Linked DNA regions of Mus musculus: all the other regions are linked to region 2. The links are chromatin loops, found by intact Hi-C in ENCODE. Cell type or tissue: heart. All regions are shown on one strand. Links, peaks and the distances in the headings refer to the core of each region. The heading gives the core; the rest is flanking DNA.

The links. A loop is a pair of places that touch in the nucleus more often than their neighbours do. Peaks named below come from ENCODE experiments on the same cell type or tissue, not always from the same donor. Only the 100,000 strongest peaks of a DNase experiment are listed, where the experiment ranks them.
Region 1: a loop joins it to region 2, with 5 times the contacts of the local background. A loop is called at or near these places in 16 of 42 quality-filtered maps.
Region 3: it touches region 2 in a loop (7-fold over the local background); 15 of 42 quality-filtered maps call a loop at or near these places.

The regions. Positions count from the first base shown.
Region 1 is chr6:101,269,113-101,274,597 of GRCm38, forward strand. The region is part of intron 3 of Pdzrn3 (PDZ domain containing RING finger 3); the gene reads right to left. It overlaps Gm33934 (predicted gene, 33934), which reads left to right and starts at 2,824. Exons shown (of 2, transcript NR_166918.1): 1 at 2,824-3,064. In heart, for the core only: no CTCF peak of the experiment used is centred there; no DNase peak of the experiment used is centred there; H3K4me3 peaks cover 647 bases; H3K27ac peaks cover 3,539 bases.
Region 2 is chr6:101,375,046-101,381,149 of GRCm38, forward strand. Pdzrn3 (PDZ domain containing RING finger 3) reads right to left here and starts at 2,852. Exons shown (of 10, transcript NM_018884.2): 1 at 2,121-2,852. The coding sequence starts at 2,843. In heart, for the core only: a CTCF peak has its summit at 2,167; DNase peaks (open chromatin) are centred at 1,666, 2,236 and 2,966; H3K4me3 peaks cover 3,869 bases; H3K27ac peaks cover 3,546 bases.
Region 3 is chr6:101,531,535-101,537,019 of GRCm38, forward strand. The region is part of intron 1 of Gm34335 (a long non-coding RNA gene); the gene reads left to right. Among named protein-coding and RNA genes, the nearest start is that of Gm34335, 15 kb to the left of the region's middle. In heart, for the core only: a CTCF peak has its summit at 3,062 (motif pointing left); a DNase peak (open chromatin) is centred at 1,037; H3K4me3 peaks cover 309 bases; H3K27ac peaks cover 284 bases.

The DNA.
Region 1 (5,485 bases), core at 1-5,000, 110 kb before region 2:
AAGATGGAGGGAGAAAAACAAGTCACTAAAGATGGTGCAGCACAAAGGTTACCAGGGATGCTAAGCAAGCCCCGTGACTTGAGTTTCTTCCATTTGCTTTTCTCTATTAAAAACCATCCTTTTCTCCCAATAAAAAGAACAAATAAACAAGCCCTTAGCCTTGTGTGCCCTAGACTCTGCCCATTCCGGAGAATGAAGCCACTGGAGAAACTTCAGTCAATGCAAAAATAAAAATAAAAAGGGCCCAAGCAGGAAGCAGGGCTGCCCTGCCCACACAGTCCTGTCTGTATAAGAATACTGGAGACCAGTGAGGCCTGGTAGTCAGTCCCTGGCCCCATTTCTTAGCCAGAGGACCAAGCTCGGCTGCAGGTGGGCAAATCCTGCTGCACTCACGCTGTTTCCTGTGCGCTTGGGACATATTTCCTCATAGTTCCTGTTTCACAGCAGCAAGGCCCCTGAAACCACATCCCTGGGGCAGCTGGTCCCTGGGCAGCTCATGGAATGGAAACAAAAAACAACGGTCCTGTTTCTTACTGCAGTGAAGTTCCATCCACAGCACCAGCAGACAAAACAGAGCATGCTGGAAAAAACAAAAAAACAAACAAAAAAAAACCCAAAAAACAAAAACAAAAAGCAATAACAACAACAACAACACCCCAGCTTGCTGGCCAACGGAAAAGAAATCCATGTATTTGAACCAAAGCTTGCTGGGCGCATGTAAAACAGATACCTCATTGTGCTCAGTTTAAAAGGAGCCTTCCTTCGGGAGCAGGGCCTTGTGGGGCTGACAGTTAAATCACAACGGCCCATATTGACATGGATGGCTTCCAAACATCTGGGTGAATACATAATATTTCCATTTCACAGGAACCAGGGACATAACAAGGCAGAAGTCAGGGAGGCCAGGTTGGAAACCCTGGTTAACAGGTTTCTGTTCAAGACCGGAGCTTATGGCCTCGCAGAAGAAGTTCACACTCAGCTGCTGCTCACAGTTTTCCTGTTTTTTACTTTTTTCTTTTTCCTTCAAATTAAGGAACAAATTTAACAGCATGGCTAAGAAAAGCTTGGAGCATGTGCACTGTGTGCATGTTCTTGCATGCAGGGCACAGGGAGGGCATGTGCATGTGGAGGTCAGAGGTCAACCCTGGGGGGGGGGCACTCTCCTCAGGAGCCATCCACCTTGTTTTGTTCTGTTTTCCTAGATCAGAACTCTCAGTGCCCTGAGCCAGCTAATTCAGCTAGGCAGGCTGGCCAGGGAGCCCTAGGGATCCACTGAGTTTTGCCTTCCTAGGGATGGGGTTAAAAGTTTGCCCCCACCATACCTGTACTGCTAGGGATGGAACTCCTGTCCTCGCCCTGCATGGCTAGCACATTGACTGAGCCATTTCCCCAGCTCTCGAGAAGCCTTCCCATCTATGTGTTAACTCCCCCTCCACTGGAAGGAGCATGCTCCACTGTGCAGGCATTAACGGGGAAGCTGGAGGACTCTGGGTTTCTTGGGAGAAGGCACAGTCCCACAAACCTCTGGAAGCAGAGACCCCGTCCAAGTTCAGACAGGAAACACCTGGGCCTCCACCCCCACTCCGAACACACTTTACATTTCAAAACAGATGATTCGGAATTGTTCATAAATATTTGTCTTGCTTCAATAAAACACTTTGCAGCCAGTTTCCTAAACCCTTGTGCAGAAGGCTCAAGCATACACGCTATGAGTGGTCCACATTCTTTTACCATTGCATGTATTTGGGTGGACAATATCCTGGGGACATAAAACCCAAAGGCAGTCATTTAATCGTGTCATAAGGGGATTTCAGGGTAGCTTTCCTTCAGGGATACACAACTCTCTGCATCTATAAAGCTCAAATCGATCTCTACTTGTTTTTGAGCAGGGGGAAAAATAGAGTTGAAATATATAGACAACTCAAGTTGTCCTAACTTTCCTATTATAGTAAATGAGAGGTGGGAACAGTCTCTTGGAGGCTTAGCGAAGCTTTACTGTCATTGATTATCAAACCTCAGCTACAGGCTAGAGCCATATTAAAGGCAAAAGGTAGAGTTATACTAATGGCCTCAGAGCCAACATGCCCTGTATTTAAACACATTTTAAAGCACATTGAACCCTTGACAACGTTTTCAAAATTGTTTTAAACCCTAAAATGAAAGTACTCTCCATCTCTATGCTAAAAATTCAACGTTGAAAAGCCCCTGTGACCTAGTAGTCTCCAAATTGTCTATCTTCCTATGGACGTGGGGGGTATTCATGTAGTTTAACAAATACAGTGATAACTAGATATGTAGAATGTCTTGCACATTGATGGCATCTACAACAGACCCCTCTGTGTGCTCAGTATGAAGAAAGAAAAGGGAAAGAACACTTGTAGGTAGGGGTGGTAGAAAAGCTAGGGCTCTAGAAAGTTATCTCTAAAAAGCACCCAGGACAGTATCTAGGCACCCAGGAGCCAGAAGAGCACCGACCCACCCAGCCTACCTGTAGGGTGCCTTGCTTCAACCTTAACCACTTTTCAAAGGCAGGGAAAACATGAAAGAGGACCACAAGACAGTAAGCCTCTAAACACAACCCTAAAATGGCCTCCAGTGAGCTGTCTCCTCTCTTTTCCTGCCCTCCCTGCCCCCCAAAAGCGGCAATTAAAAATTCCTCAATTGGCCATAAACTGCTTAACTCTGGAGCGACTCAGAAGTACCGGTGCACTGCCCCATTAATGACGATTAGGCTTGGTGGTGATAAGACACCGCTTAGGAGCTCGTCAGAGCCATAAAAGGTGGTCCTGAGAGGTAATGATAAGCCAGCTCGGAGCAGGCGGCAGCTGCTCCGCCTAGGTTAAGGATTAACATGCTGGACTCTGGCCAGTTGAGAAGTTGTTTAACCAGGGAAGCAAACTTGTGAACGATCACATGCCCATCACTGCCTCTGCTGCTTCTCCGTTTAGCTTTGCACCATGCATGTCCCGCCTGAGCTATGGCTTAACCGGAAGCTTGTGTAGTTCTGGAGGAGCTGTCCGTCTTTCTGACGGCATCAACCCCAGTAAACTAGTGTGGACCACAGGTGAGGAAGGGGATCGATACGGATGGTGATGAGACAGAGAACGATAAGAAATGACAGGCTGTTGAGAAGAATCCCATTTGTTTCTATCCTTGTGCCTTCTGTGACCTTCTAGTTAGTATGTTCTTTCATAGGCCATGAGGATGTTTAATGGCCAGACCGTCACGGGAAAACACTAGAGAGAGAGCCATTTGGGGCACTTCATCTCGGTTTCAGGACAGTGCATTTGAAAAGGGTGATTAGTCCTGCAGTCATCTTTGGGTGGGATAAGCCAGGCAAACAAAGGGTGCTTAAAGTCACCTTCAGGATTAGAGAAGGTTCCTTTGATCATGACAAAAGGGAGGTGCTCTTTCTTTCTTTTTTTAAGATTGAAGAGCTGGGTGTCCCGAGTAGGAGGTCTGGGGATCTGTTGGTTCTGCTTAGTTTCAGTTGGGATGCTATGAAGGTTTGGGAGGATGAGCCACAACTACTCTCTTTCATGGTGCAGGCTAGGGGCTCACGGTCCAAATAGGAAATAGAAGCTTGACGTGTGTCTAATATGTATATGTGTGATGTAATGGGGACATTTTCTTTTCAAGATTTGGGCTTTAAAAAGTTGGCGGCATAAGCCTGGCCATGGAGGGCGGGTTGGGAAAGAGCTGGGGTGGTTTATGTACATTTTAGACTACAAGGGCCAGGAAAACAGATAAGGAAACAAGGTGAGCTATATTATACAGGGAGGAGGCCATGTCTACAGCCAACCTGACGGCAAAGCAACAGGTCCCTCAAGTGTTGTCCCTTAAAGAATTATGTCCAGATCTCAGAAGTCTACCACCCAAGGAATACCAGGATGCAAAGCCCGAGTTTCCTCTTCTGACCCATAACTGAAAGAATCTTCTTTCCACCACAAATCAACCCGGGGCCAACAGCCAGAGAGAAGTGTACTTCTTCTATTACTCGAAAAGCTGCAGTGAAGGGGCTGGGGTGGCAGCGGTTCGCCGGTAATGTGTAATGGGTGCGCTTGTATGTTCAGTGCTGGGGAGGCAGAGACGGGCAGATCCCTGGGGTGCAGCAGCCGAGTCAGTGAGTTTCAGATCCTAGTGAGTGACGACGACGACTTCAAACACAAGGTAGAGGCTTCCTGAAGGACAGCACCCATGTGCTCTGACTTCCACTGGCATGCATGCACACACGTGAGCCCTAGAGCAGAAACGTGCAGATGCCAAACCCCGCACTGGTAAAAAGGAAATGATCTCTCAGACAAGGCTGCACTCCGAGACTCTATCTGAGATTTTTAACAGATGAATTCCCACTGAGAGGCAGAGCTCAGGAGTCAGCCAGATCACAGTATCCACTGGAAAAAAGCTTGCAGCCACAGATGGGCAACTCCTTATTTTCCATCTCAGAAGCATCACTCTGCACAAACTGCCTCGTCCAGAGCAGATCCGGTTACGTGTGGTTATCTTATGTTACAGCACTTTCACGTAGACGTCAAACATGTTTGCTTTCTTAATGGCCATCATGCACGAGGAAATAACTTTCTTTAAATAGCATCAGCCCAGGCCTATGCACAGCCTTAAAACAAGAGTTCTCTCGACAACACTGTGAAGGGTGACTGCGTGCTTCTGAACCAGGGCAAGTACTAGCACCCAGACAGCGCTGGATGAGACAACTTACAAACCCTTGCTGCAGAGCTCATCCCGCTGGGGACTTGCAGATCTACCTCATTCTCTAGATCGGAGCTTCCCACTTCATGGGTTGTCATGTCGGCTATTATTATTATTATTATTATTATTATTATTATTATTATTATAATACTATTATTATTATCATTATTACTTTATAGATATATTTTTATTTTATATGTATGTGACTCACCTGCATGTGTGTAAGTGTACCACGTACATACAGTGACCACAAAGGACAGAAGGAGGTGCCAGATCTCCTGGAACTGTAGTTAGGAGCTTCTACATCTGGGTTGGAGACTGAACTCTGGCCCTCAGTAAGAGCGACAAGTACTCCCAACTGCTGATCCATCTTTCCAGCCCCAAGTTAGCATTCATTTAACATTCTGCTTGTTTCTCAGCAAAGAGCTATATTGTCATAGCTGTGTTTTATTTCACTGTATAATACTACCAGCAAGCCTATGTGTGAGTGTGTGTGTATGTGTGTGTGTGAGAGAGAGAGAGAGAGAAAGGGAGAAGGAGGGAGAGGGAAGGAGACACACACACACATCTCATCTACCCTTCCATGATAATATGCACAATGAAGAGTATGGAATTCGCAACCCAAACAGGATGTGCATGTTAGTTTCTGAGGTATTGCCAAAAGCCACTCTGATTTAAATTCCCACCAATGGTTTACAAGCAGGCATGGGCTGATGTAAGCTTGCATGTGCTGATACACTCATCATTGGTCCTATTATCAGACAGCTACATCTCTGTC
Region 2 (6,104 bases), core at 1-5,000:
TCTCTGCCAGGCCACCTGGAGCAGCAGCCAGAGTGGCAGCAGCAGGGTCCACACCCCTTGCCAGGCAGCAGAAGCACCCAGCTGTTGAAAATGTGGCACGCTTGCCTGCAGGCAAACCAGTGGTTTTCGAGTGAGGGAATGCAGTTCCCTGGAGGACACTTGACAATATCTGGAGACATTTTGAACTGTTGGAATTTGGAATAAAGTCGACTGGCATGGTGCAAGTTGAAGCCAGGAGGAGTACACATGTGCTACAGAGTATCCGACAACAGAGACTCCCAGTAACAAAGCCTTCCCAAGCCCCCAAATGTCAGCCCACGCCTAGATAGAGCCAAAGTCTAGTAAAAGCCTATCTTCTCCGGGAGGCAGAACCTAAATCCACGCTTTTCTCATGAGTTCCACTGTTGGGATTTGGGCAGGTCAGGTCCCTCATCTATAAGATTTAGATGAAGTGGAAAGTACCCCCCCCCCCCACACACACACACATACACCACTCTTGGTGGCCCTTAATAAATAGAGAATAACAGGTCCCAGTGGTTAAACTGAGACAGGGCATAATTGTGGTTAAGAGCAGGGCCTAATGCTGTGACCCTTTAATATAGTTCCTTATGTTGAAACTGTTTCTGGGCTATAAAATAAAATTACTTTATTGCTACTTCATAACTATAATTTTGTTACCATTACAAATTGTAAATATCTGATGGGCTGGGTATCTAATACGAGACCCCAACCCACAGGTTGAAAACCACTATGCTAGAGAGACAAGTATGGTCAAAACCCACCTCTGAACCTTTAAAACCCTGACCTAAGCAGACGATTGTCCCTCCAGGAACCACAGTTTCTCCACGTACAAAATGGTAAGCATTGTACCTATATTTTTTATGAGAGGGGGGAGGGAAGGGGAAGAGGGGGGGGGGAGAAAGAGACAGGGAGGGGAGGAGAGGGGAGGGGGATAGAGGGAGTGGAGAGAGGGAGAGAGGGGGAGGGGGAGATGGGGAGGGGGAGAGGGGAGGGGGGAGGGGGAGAGGGGAGAGGGGAGAGGGGAGAGGGGAGAGGGGAGAGGGGAGAGAGAAATGACTGAGAAGCGCTGAAGCTGGTGAACCTCAGGAGGGGAGGCTGACATAATTCCCGATCAGCAAGGGCAGGGGAATGGTACAGGAGTGGTTTAAGGTAATTGCAGGTACTCTGAGCCTGGCACTGTGCCAGACCGTTTTTCTACAGCCTCACCTTGATGGAAACAACATCATCTGACGGGCTCGAGGTAAACCGAGGCACCTGTGGAGCCTAACCCACAAGCCACTCCGCTGGTTACCCAAAGGTGGAGATGTTTTAATTCAAGGAGGCTATCACTTAAATATTACTTTCCGGTTACTGGAGCAAGTGGGTCGTTGGGTTCTTTCTCGACTGCCCAAATGAGTTCTCCTATGGGGCCTGGCTGTGTTTTCCTGCTCTAAATTGTTAGGAACCATAGTTTCCAACTTTAGAGAGGGATTGAGCTACTTGCTCAAGGTCAGCAGCCAGTGAGTTGGCAGGAAAGTGCATGTTTGAATCCAGCCTTTACACCGGGGCCTCTCTCCTGGCATCCCTTTCAAGCTGCACCATAAGGGCTCTGCTGCCACCTTTCCCCCTTTGCATCGCAGCAGATACACTCCAGGTCGCCCAATGGAGTGTCACATCCACACAGACCATGGCTCTGATCTTAAGCCAAGATGAGCAGCTTCCTGGGTCTCAGGCTGGTGTGCAGGCCAAAGCCTCTCAACACCTCCCTGACTCTGGAGTCATGCTCTCTGTTCCTACCCTACACTTGGTTGTAAGTTCCTTTTAGTGTTCGCAGACACACTCTGGCCCCCCAAAACTGCCGTAGCTTCAATTCACCCTATATGTCCTGCCTTTTGGGACCACAGTTTCTCAGTTGGAATTAGTTAAGTAACCCGCACGGAGTGATACAGCTGGCAAGCGCTGCTAACAAGAGGAGGCCGGAGATGCACCCAGGAAGACCCTGGCATCCTATATTCAACGGACCTGGGTGGGACTCTGGGTCAGCTAAAGAGGGTGGAGAGAGGAAGGGAGAGAGAGGGAGAGAGAGAGGCAGAGATGGAGAGAGAAGAGAGATTGCTTACCTTGCCGCCTGGCGGCGCGGCCACGCAGCGGCTGAGCGAGTCGAGGCGCGCGCTGTACTCGGTGAACTTCTTCTGGTAGCGCAGCGCGGTCATCTGCAGTTCGAGCTGCGCGGCGGCCAGCTGCGCCACCAGCGACTTCTCGCGCTTGCCGGCCCGCAGCGCCTCCTTCTTGAGCGCCTTGTGCAGCGCGCCCAGGCGGGCCTGCAGCGCTCCGTTGTGCGCCCGCAGAGCCCGCGCGCAGCAGTGGCCGCCCGCCCGCTGCTCGCCGTGCGTCAGCGGCAGCCCGCAGCCCTCCTGGCAGCGACCCACGGGCCGCGCGTCGCACGCGTCGCGCATGTGGGCCTCCACGTCGCGTCGCAGCAGCAGCTGGCCGCAGCCCGCGTGGCGGCAGCGCGCGGGCGCGAAGTCGCAGCGCTCCAGGTGCTCGGGCAAGTCCTGCAACTTGACCACCCGGCCGCAGCCCCGCGCCGCGTGCGCGCACTTGATGTCCAACTTGAGGATGAGACGCTTGAGGGGCAGGACGTGGTTGAGCTCCTTGGCCGATAGGCGACCGCGACAACGCGCGGGGCAGCTGCCCTCCTGCACTACCCAGGGCAGCACGCAGCCGGCGCAGAATACGTGGCCGCACGGGGTGGTCAGCGGGTCCTCCAGGACCTTGTGGCACAAGGCGCACTTCAGATCAGGGTCCACGTCGCCGTCGAAGCGATCCAACTCGAAACCCATGGTGGCGGCCGGGGCCCGGTGTCGCCGCCGGGCGACCGGCCGCCCCCTCCCTCCCTCCCTGCGAGGCGGCCCAGACACGCCGGCTACGCCGCCCGCTCTCTAGCTCGCTCTCCCAGGACTGAGCCTAATTGCTCCAGACTTCCTCGGAAAATGCCCGAGGAACAGGACTCCTCCGGCCGTATTGGCTCGAGCGCAAGCGCACTAACATCCTGCCTCTGGGGCCTCACGACCCTCTTTTGGCCATAGGGAGGGGGCCTCGAGGCACAAGAGGCTGAGTTTGACCACAAAGCAAGGAGACCTGCCAGAGACCGGAGATGGGCCCCCTCTTAGGGTCTCCTCTCCGCTTTCTTGGAGGATTCTCTAAGAGACAAAATACGCCAGCAGAGAGCATCTCCCTCGGTTTGGAGCTGCGTCTGTGGCTCTCGCCCACAGAAGTTTCCTGCCACATCAGGACTTTTCATTCCCCACCTCCTTCTTTCTCCTGTGTCTGCCTTTTAGAGTGAAAAATATCTAAGGCCCTGCTATCTCTGTATTTACGGTCGTTATTTATTTATTTCACTCGGGGGAAAGTTACAGCGGCTGCTGGACGCTCAGGCTGAAACTTTGGTCCCAACCAGAAGATCTGCAAACTGCAGTGTTTAGCAGCTAGAGGTTTCCAGGACCAGAAGGCGAATTTGCAGGAATCAGATCTCCCCTCCAGCTGTCTGGATGGGACAGGCCAGAGTGGTTGGCTGGATCCCATTCTTACACCTCTATAAAGAGGGCACTACAGTACCTCAAGCATTTTGCTCAGTTTCTAAACTGGTCCCTTAAAAAAAAAAAAACAAAAAACAAAAAACAAAACAAACAAACAAAAAAAACAAAAAACAAAACAAACAAACAAAAAAAAAAAAAAACAGCGCTACAATGTTGCGAGAGCATACTTTAGCTCCACTTGAAAACTATTGCCCCCACCCCCCCCCCAACCCCCGCCCCGTTACTGGAGCCTTGACTCTGGTGGTTTAAGAGATGGAGGAGTTTAAAACTTCAAGTCCCTGTAGCAACGCCTACCCCAGCCAACTTGCCAACAACATCCCTTCAGCTTGTTTTTGTTGTTGTTTTGTTTTCCTTAAATTAATTTATTTATTTATTTATTTATTTATTTATATGCTTATTGTTTTATCTCCATTTTCCCACTGGAGCAGTTCAAAGAATCGCTCTTTGAACTGAATCAAAGACAGGCTATTTGAGAATTTTGGGTCCTTTCAGATTGTGAACCAATGGTTCACCAGGAGCTTGAGTGTGTATCCGCGCTAAAAGAGCCTACCAGCCACGGAGAAGCTGCTGGTCTCTACACAGCCTGGATTTTAGCTTGATGGAAAAACCCTTGCCGTCTGGACCTTTCTCTTCTACTCCAGAGAAGCTTTTCAAGCCCAGTAGCAAGCCTGGCACTGGGTGGAAACACCACTTGGGGGATACCAGGCTAAGTGGAAAGTTCATAATGTGGGATACCAGTCTAAGTAGAAAGTTCATAACATTACCCATGCCTTTGGTAGTTTTTGTTTTTGTTTTACTACCTCCCAAGGCTGTAGACATTCCTAAGAAACACTGGTGAGAGTAATGTCAAGTTCTGGAATTCTCATTCGGAATCTGCTGCCAGATTCTCTAGAGAATCTGGAAATGGAGAGCTAAGAATTTTTGTGTCTGGTATGGACCCAAGAAAATGGGATTACAGCATTCATTTTGTCTAATTACTTTTACTTCTGTCCTTTAGAGGGCTGCTAAAGACCCATGACCTTCACTATTGAACTGCTTCATTGGAGGGAAAGAATTGCCTTGATGTCCATAAGGATTAGTGTTCTGAAGTGACCACTGCAAAACTGTTGCTAACTGTTGCCTACCAGATTGTTCAGTGCATGGTTGAGGTCCCCCAACGGTGTTCTTTAATCTTGACGGGTGGCATTTGGTGTCTAGTCGTGATACTTTTGTTTCATTGCCTTTAATCAATGAATGCATTTCTCTTTAGAGGATTCCAAGTGATGTGAAATATTCATGACCTTTGTTCAGATAAGCTCCAGCAGGGAAAAATCTTCCACTGGTGCATTTGTTAAGCCCTCCGTGGGTAAGAGGCAGCTTCTTTCAACCAAGGTGTGTGGGCTTGTCAGTTTCATAGACAAGCTAGTGTCAACAAGGTGATAATCTTCAAACCAAACTGGTTTTGAGGAACACGGGGAAAACTCCATAATACACCATAAATGGGAAATTAGCACTTACCTGAGATGTAAACTTCAGCTCAGAGCTGTCTCTCCACCCATCTGTGGCCCCTGATGACAGATTGGGGGATGAAGGCCGGCTGTAAAGAAAGAGGCAGAGCTGAAACTATAGAGACACTGTCCCCTATTGTCAGTTTGCTCCTTCAGGCAAAGGCAAAATCTTCAGAAAGCCTCTCCCCATTAGTTAACTTTAGTATTAAAATTCTTGGAAATCAGCAAAAACCAAGCCAGATAAACCTACCGGAATGTGAGGGTGAGGGGAGGGACATGCATGCTGTTCTATCACTGGATTGGACAGGAGAACCAAGAGACAAAGCTATTAAGAAAAAGTGGAAATCAGGGCATTATCAGTTTTTCTTTTCTTTTCTTCTTCTTTTGATTTGTTTCTCACTAGTGACACACTCCTGCAGACCACCCTTTGTTGTGGGGTTGCCTTCTGTATTCTGGGATGGTTAGCAACATCTCTTGGAGATGCTCATAAATGCAGTGACAAAGGACCACCACTCTCGCCCACCACATATGACATCCAGGTCACTGCCAATGTCTCTTGAGGAGAAGCTGCCCCAGATTAAGAACCATTGCAGTGTTTGGCGGGCAATCTTCTCTTCGTTCTAAAGCCAGGCTCTGACAGCAGCTGGCTGAAGAATCACCTACCTGGTCCAGGCAACACAGTGAGAAGGGAAGGCAACACTGAAAACTAGAAGCTTCACGCTGCTATCAAACATGCAGTAAAACTTCAGGAAGATGAGTTCTGGACAAGCCAAGCCTCTGGAGAAAAGACACTGATTTTTTTCTGACCTGGATTACATATTCCCTCAACTGTGGCCACAGTGTCTAGGGGTTGAAATATGGGTGGTTCTGAACAGAGAGATTGGTGACTTCAAAAATCTTTGTAGCCTTCACTATCTCTGCCATCACCTTTTTATTACCGTATTCTGTGCCTTTCCCCATCCCAGTACGAACCAGGTTTGACCCTTCATAGCTTCTGAGATCAGTCAGTCAGGGTTGT
Region 3 (5,485 bases), core at 1-5,000, 160 kb after region 2:
TGGGAAATATTATGGGATTTCCCAGTTTTACTAATGAGGAAATGGAGCTTAAAATTTGTCAGGCAACATGACCAAGGTGCCAAGCTAAGTCACAGCAGCACGTGGCAGGATGCCCAGCTACACCCTCCTTTTCTTTTAGCCATTATTAAAGAAAATTTGCCCTGTGCCCTAGAGGCCAACTCCCTTCCCCCAAGTTTCTAATCAAGATGACAAAGAAAGATGGAGTCCCAAGCAGGTGAGCATTTGGCCTGACTGGGGCTCTCCTCTATCAAATTGTATGAGGTGTTGTCACATGAATAATAATTGGCCATCTGGGAGGAAAAGGAGGCTCTGAACCCTAGGTTGTTGGAGCCTGCTATGTGCTCCTTTGGTCTCTCTTGGTAACTCTTTACCAGGAAGTAACTTGCATCTTTGGTGCATTTTTTATTTCAGAACGATTACTGCTAAAATGATCTGAGTTAGGAATGTGAGAGGATTCTGGCCCCTTGAGCATTTGTATGGAAATAAAAAGCAAAGCTGATTCTCTCTACTCCAGTTTAAATAAAACCACAAGATGAGCTCAGCCTGCACCCTCCCCCACTATCCCTACCTCCGCTCTTATGAAAGACCAGCAATTCTTGGAACACGGGATTACAACAGCGCTTCTTGCCTGACGTTCTCATCCTTACCAAAAAAAAAATCTTTATAGTCCTCACTATGTGCTGTGTTTGGCCTCTAACTCTTTTTAAAGGTCTTGAGACCCCAAACATATTCCCTCTAAGCCTGTTCTATTGAAACCTTTGGAAGTGTGTACACTTCTCAGAAATGTAATTGGGATAATTGGGATGCTCTGCCCACCAGGGTTTTGTTTTGCAAGAGTCAATTGATGTCATGTAAGTCGTTCACTTTTCTCCCTTTTCTTCCCAAGTCTTTTTAATCTTAGAACCAGGAAGTCCCATTTTGCCAGCAGACGATGAACTGTAACCACAGAAAGTTGGAGGCGGGTTCAAAGCCGGCTTGAATATGCTTTAACTTTGGCAGAAAGCATTTGCTGCCCCCTCATTTGGGAGGAACGCCTCAGTAGGGAGTGGGATAGATAAGGGTGTGACAGGGCCAGCTATGTTATTGGTGACACGGCCAGTGGGCTGTCTCCTGTTAGTCCTGTGTGGTATGTGTCAGGGAAAGCAGTCTTGTTCTGGGAGGTTCTGAGCAAGACCGAAGAAAACTAGGTTTCATTTTCCACTCAGACACTGTTGTGGAAAGAGTGAGTCGCTCTGCTCCTTGTTTCTGTGCCCAGAATAAAGGGGCCACTATTAATTCCTTCATTCTGTTTGAATAAGAAGAGCTAACACATTCAGTGCTCAAAACAGTGACATAGTGATGCTGCCTCACAGTCCCCTGTTCTTTTCCTGACAAACTCTCTTGCCACTCAGTTTTTATCTTTCCATAATACAGAGAAGCTCACAGGCATTGACCGTCTTGTGGCCTTTCGTCTTTCTCAATCATGTCGATGATGCATCTTTCCACAGACTTTACCTTTGCTTCAGGATACTGGGGAACTTCAAAACTTCCTTAATTGAAGATATATATATATATATATATATATATATATATATATACATACATATATATACATACACACACATATATATATATATATATACACACACATATATTCATCTATCTATATGTATATTATTTTCTTCAATGCTGTTGCAAAGAGTTTGTCACTCTTCTTATGTTACCTATGTTTTGTTTTGTTTTCATGTGTGTGGAATGTGCTTATAGGGTATATATATGCATTTTGGCATGTATGTAGGAGCATGTCTGTGGGTGAGCCCTAGGTTTGACACTGAGTATTGTCTTTAATCAGTCCTCCCTTTATTAATCAAGACAGGGTCTCTTAACGAGCCTTTATCTATCAATTCCGGTTAGTTTGGCTAGCCACCTTGTCCCAGGGATCTTCTGTCTTTGGCTTCCAAGTCTGGGATTAAAGACAGTTGCTGTACTGCTCGCCTTTTACATAGGTTCTGGGGATCTGAACTCAGATCCTCACACTTGTATAAGCAAGCACTTTATCCAATGAGACATCTCCCTAGCCTACCCGCTCGCTCCCCTGCATATATCAGTCTAACAGTACATTCTAAACTAATCACTGACTCCCATGAATTGGATGGTCCTTCTGATCAACCTTGTTCAATAGAACTCAGTCATGGTAGAAGTTCCTACATCTGTGTTTCTAATACGGCTACCACTAGAGACATTTGGTTGTGATTGAACACTTGAAGTGTGGCCATTGTACCCAAGGAATGGATTTTTTTAAATTTTACTTTAATGCTAATTGTCAACTCCCAAAGCTTAGAAGGCTTGTGATTCCTATACTGAGGAGCACAGCCTGAGACTGGACCCTCCTTGAGGCATTACCACCTATGATTAGCAGTGCCTAGCATGTATTTGCTGCCCCCTCATTTGAGACTCAGTTAATATTGACTTCATTCACTGCTGGATTTATGTCTGATAATAATGCTACCAGAAAGACAGTAGTAACTTCAGCCATTTCATCTTTATATAAAAAACAGGTAGAAAGCAAAATGAAATCATCTGACAGTGTAACATGGTTATGTGGTGTTGTGTTTAGGGACCAGGATGTGGGATGTTTCAGATAAATCCTCGGTCCTGTTATTTTACTGCAGGACTTCAGTATATGTGAGTGAATTCTTATGTAAGTAGTTGCGCATGCAAGTTACTGGGGGGAGGGGCAGCATTTTATAGTCAGCTAATTGTCTCCATACAATTAGACATGCAAAGGCTTGCTCATATAAAAGCCAACAGAAAGGAAATAGGAGGGCGTGGGGGAGTTGGCACACCGCTTACAGATCATTAGTATTGTGCACATATTTAAAGGCTATATTGGCTAAATGGATCTCTTTTAAAAGAGAAAGAGTGTATCATAAAAGAAAGATTACAATAGCCAACAAATTGGGCAGCTGCTCTGCTATGTGAGATTGTTAACTTTCAGATGCTGATGGCCTCAAAGTTCAGAATCACACGGCGAAGGAGATGCTGCCACCTCCTGGTATTTATCTGCAGTGAACCAGGATTTCTGATGCTGTGGCTCATTGTTCTAATTCGCATGATTTAAAGTTGCATATTAAGAGTAATTCTAAAATTACTCTACTTTGGAGAGGAGAACATTACCACGCTTCAGAATTTCCATCTTTGTACCAATAAATATAGCCATCTGGGTGTTTTCAAATTCTCATTTAGCTAGATTCATTTAGCTGATTCATGACAAGTGTTCCCTAACAAAGGGCTGTCATTCTGTGTCAATGATGGAACTGTGCATCTTTGTGGACACTGATCAGGCTTTGTACAGTTGCTGACTTATTGAATCAAACCCATTTTTGAATCTTTCTTAACACTATACCTGAAGCCACAGGGCCGGGCCAAAGAGCTATTATAATTTTATAGAGCCCGATAATTTCATTTGAATGAAAAATCTTGGTAGACTAATCAGTGCTGTTTATCAGAATTCAGAAGCTGGGTTGACATCTTGAGTAATCAGAAATAGCCAAAGAGATGAGAGATTTTGAGCTTTCATAAGTAGGGCTCTCTATATAGAAGGTTGTAGATTTATATAGTGCTTTAAGATGAGAATCACATGGGGGTTTTGGGTATCTCCACATGATCAAGCTGCTGGATGAAAAGAAAGAGGTATCAATGTGGAGAAGTGAATGAGGAGAAGAAAGAAGCATTTGTTTTTGACGTGTATATAAATAAATTTCAATGAAAAAATGGGTGGTAGGCAACCCATGCCCAAATCATCAATGTCCATCACATGTTTTAATGCTCCTTGCATTAGTCGCCTTTTTCTTTGCTAAAACAAAATAACCTTTGAAAACAACTAAAGGAAGATTGGGTTGATCCTAGCTCATAATTTGAGGATGCAGTGCATCATGACAGGAAGTGAATTTGGGCAGGAGTGCCAGGTAGCTGGTTACACATTTCTGCGGCCACAAACCAGAATGTTGACTGCTGCAGCTTAATTTGCTTTCTCTTTTTTATTCAGTTCAGGACCCCAGCCCATAGGTCTTCAAGCATCTAGAACGCCGTATCTAGAAACTCCTTCACAAACAAACCCAGAGGTTTATCTCCTAGGTGGTTCTAGATCCTCTCAAGCTGTCAATCAATATCAACCATCACACTCCCCTCCCGGTAGGGTTCAGCTGCCTCTCTGGATCATCAATTGACCTCCCATCATCTACTCAGCCATTTGTTAAAAAGATGTCCCTTGTATGTAACCTCCTAGAGTTGCATTAAATTGATCCATGCTCACTAATTCATGGATTCAACTAATCATTTAAGTAACACTGCTGCACATATACTAACCACCTGATATACTATTAAGGACACCAAAGAGCATGTGATATAGCCCTTGGCATTAAAGAACACATTTTTTTCCCCTCTTGTGTGTTCTGAAACACAGGAGCTATGTCAAACACTTTACATCTCATTAGGTATTCATTTGGTCAACAATATTTACAAAATTTACTGCTGTGTGTCAGACATTGTGCTAAGTGTAAAGAAGAAACAATGTTGAGATAGGATTCCTCACCTCGTAGATGCTGCTGTGCCTTGGGAAAGGAAGGTAAAGAAACAATGGATCAAACCATGGTTTTCTGTACTTCCCCAGGGCATTTTGGATAGTCAGGGCTTGATTTTCTATACTGCAAAACCTCACAGATGTGACTAGGCATGTTGTTTTTCTGATAATGGATGTGGGTGTAGCAGTAACACATTTCTTACCCAAATCTCTCAAAATCAGGATTTTATGTATTTTTTTGTGATGTTTTCTCCAGACTTCCATGGTATGTTGTATCTTTCCATAGTCCTTTAATATTTTCTTTTCATTCAGTCCACATAACTTCCTATTTTATAACTGGGATGACACCTGGCATGACATAAAGAGGACAGAGATGTGGGATGGCTAACACATGACTGTCACCGCAAGTGTTGAGACAGTAGCCTGTGTATCTCTAAGAAGAATAGGTATTATCCAAGTTAAGAAATCAGAGGGAAGGGGACATGGCAAAGGATTATGGGTAGAAAGAACAATGTTTTTAGAAGCCCCAAGGAAAACTCCTGGAATAAGAAGTCTTAGGTCTATTTTTACACATGAACAAGCTGAGGTTAACCTGTACTTGTGCTTGATCTGAACTTGGAACAAAAGGAATAGGATGAATTTCCTGCTTCTGTACTTCTACAAAATACTAAATGTGGGATTCCCATATTTCATGTGTAGCTTACTCACTTACATTCCCTTGCAGGATCAGGGACACAGATGTAGCCTTCAGAGTTGGTGAGCATTTGAAGACTGCTTTTAGTTTCCAGTGGTCACAAACAACCTCATCTATGCTTATTCTAAAGATGAAGAGATTTGTTGGAAGGCCTAGCTTTTCATGATGTCAACTTCAAAAGATTTAGAATCACCATGGAAACAAATCTC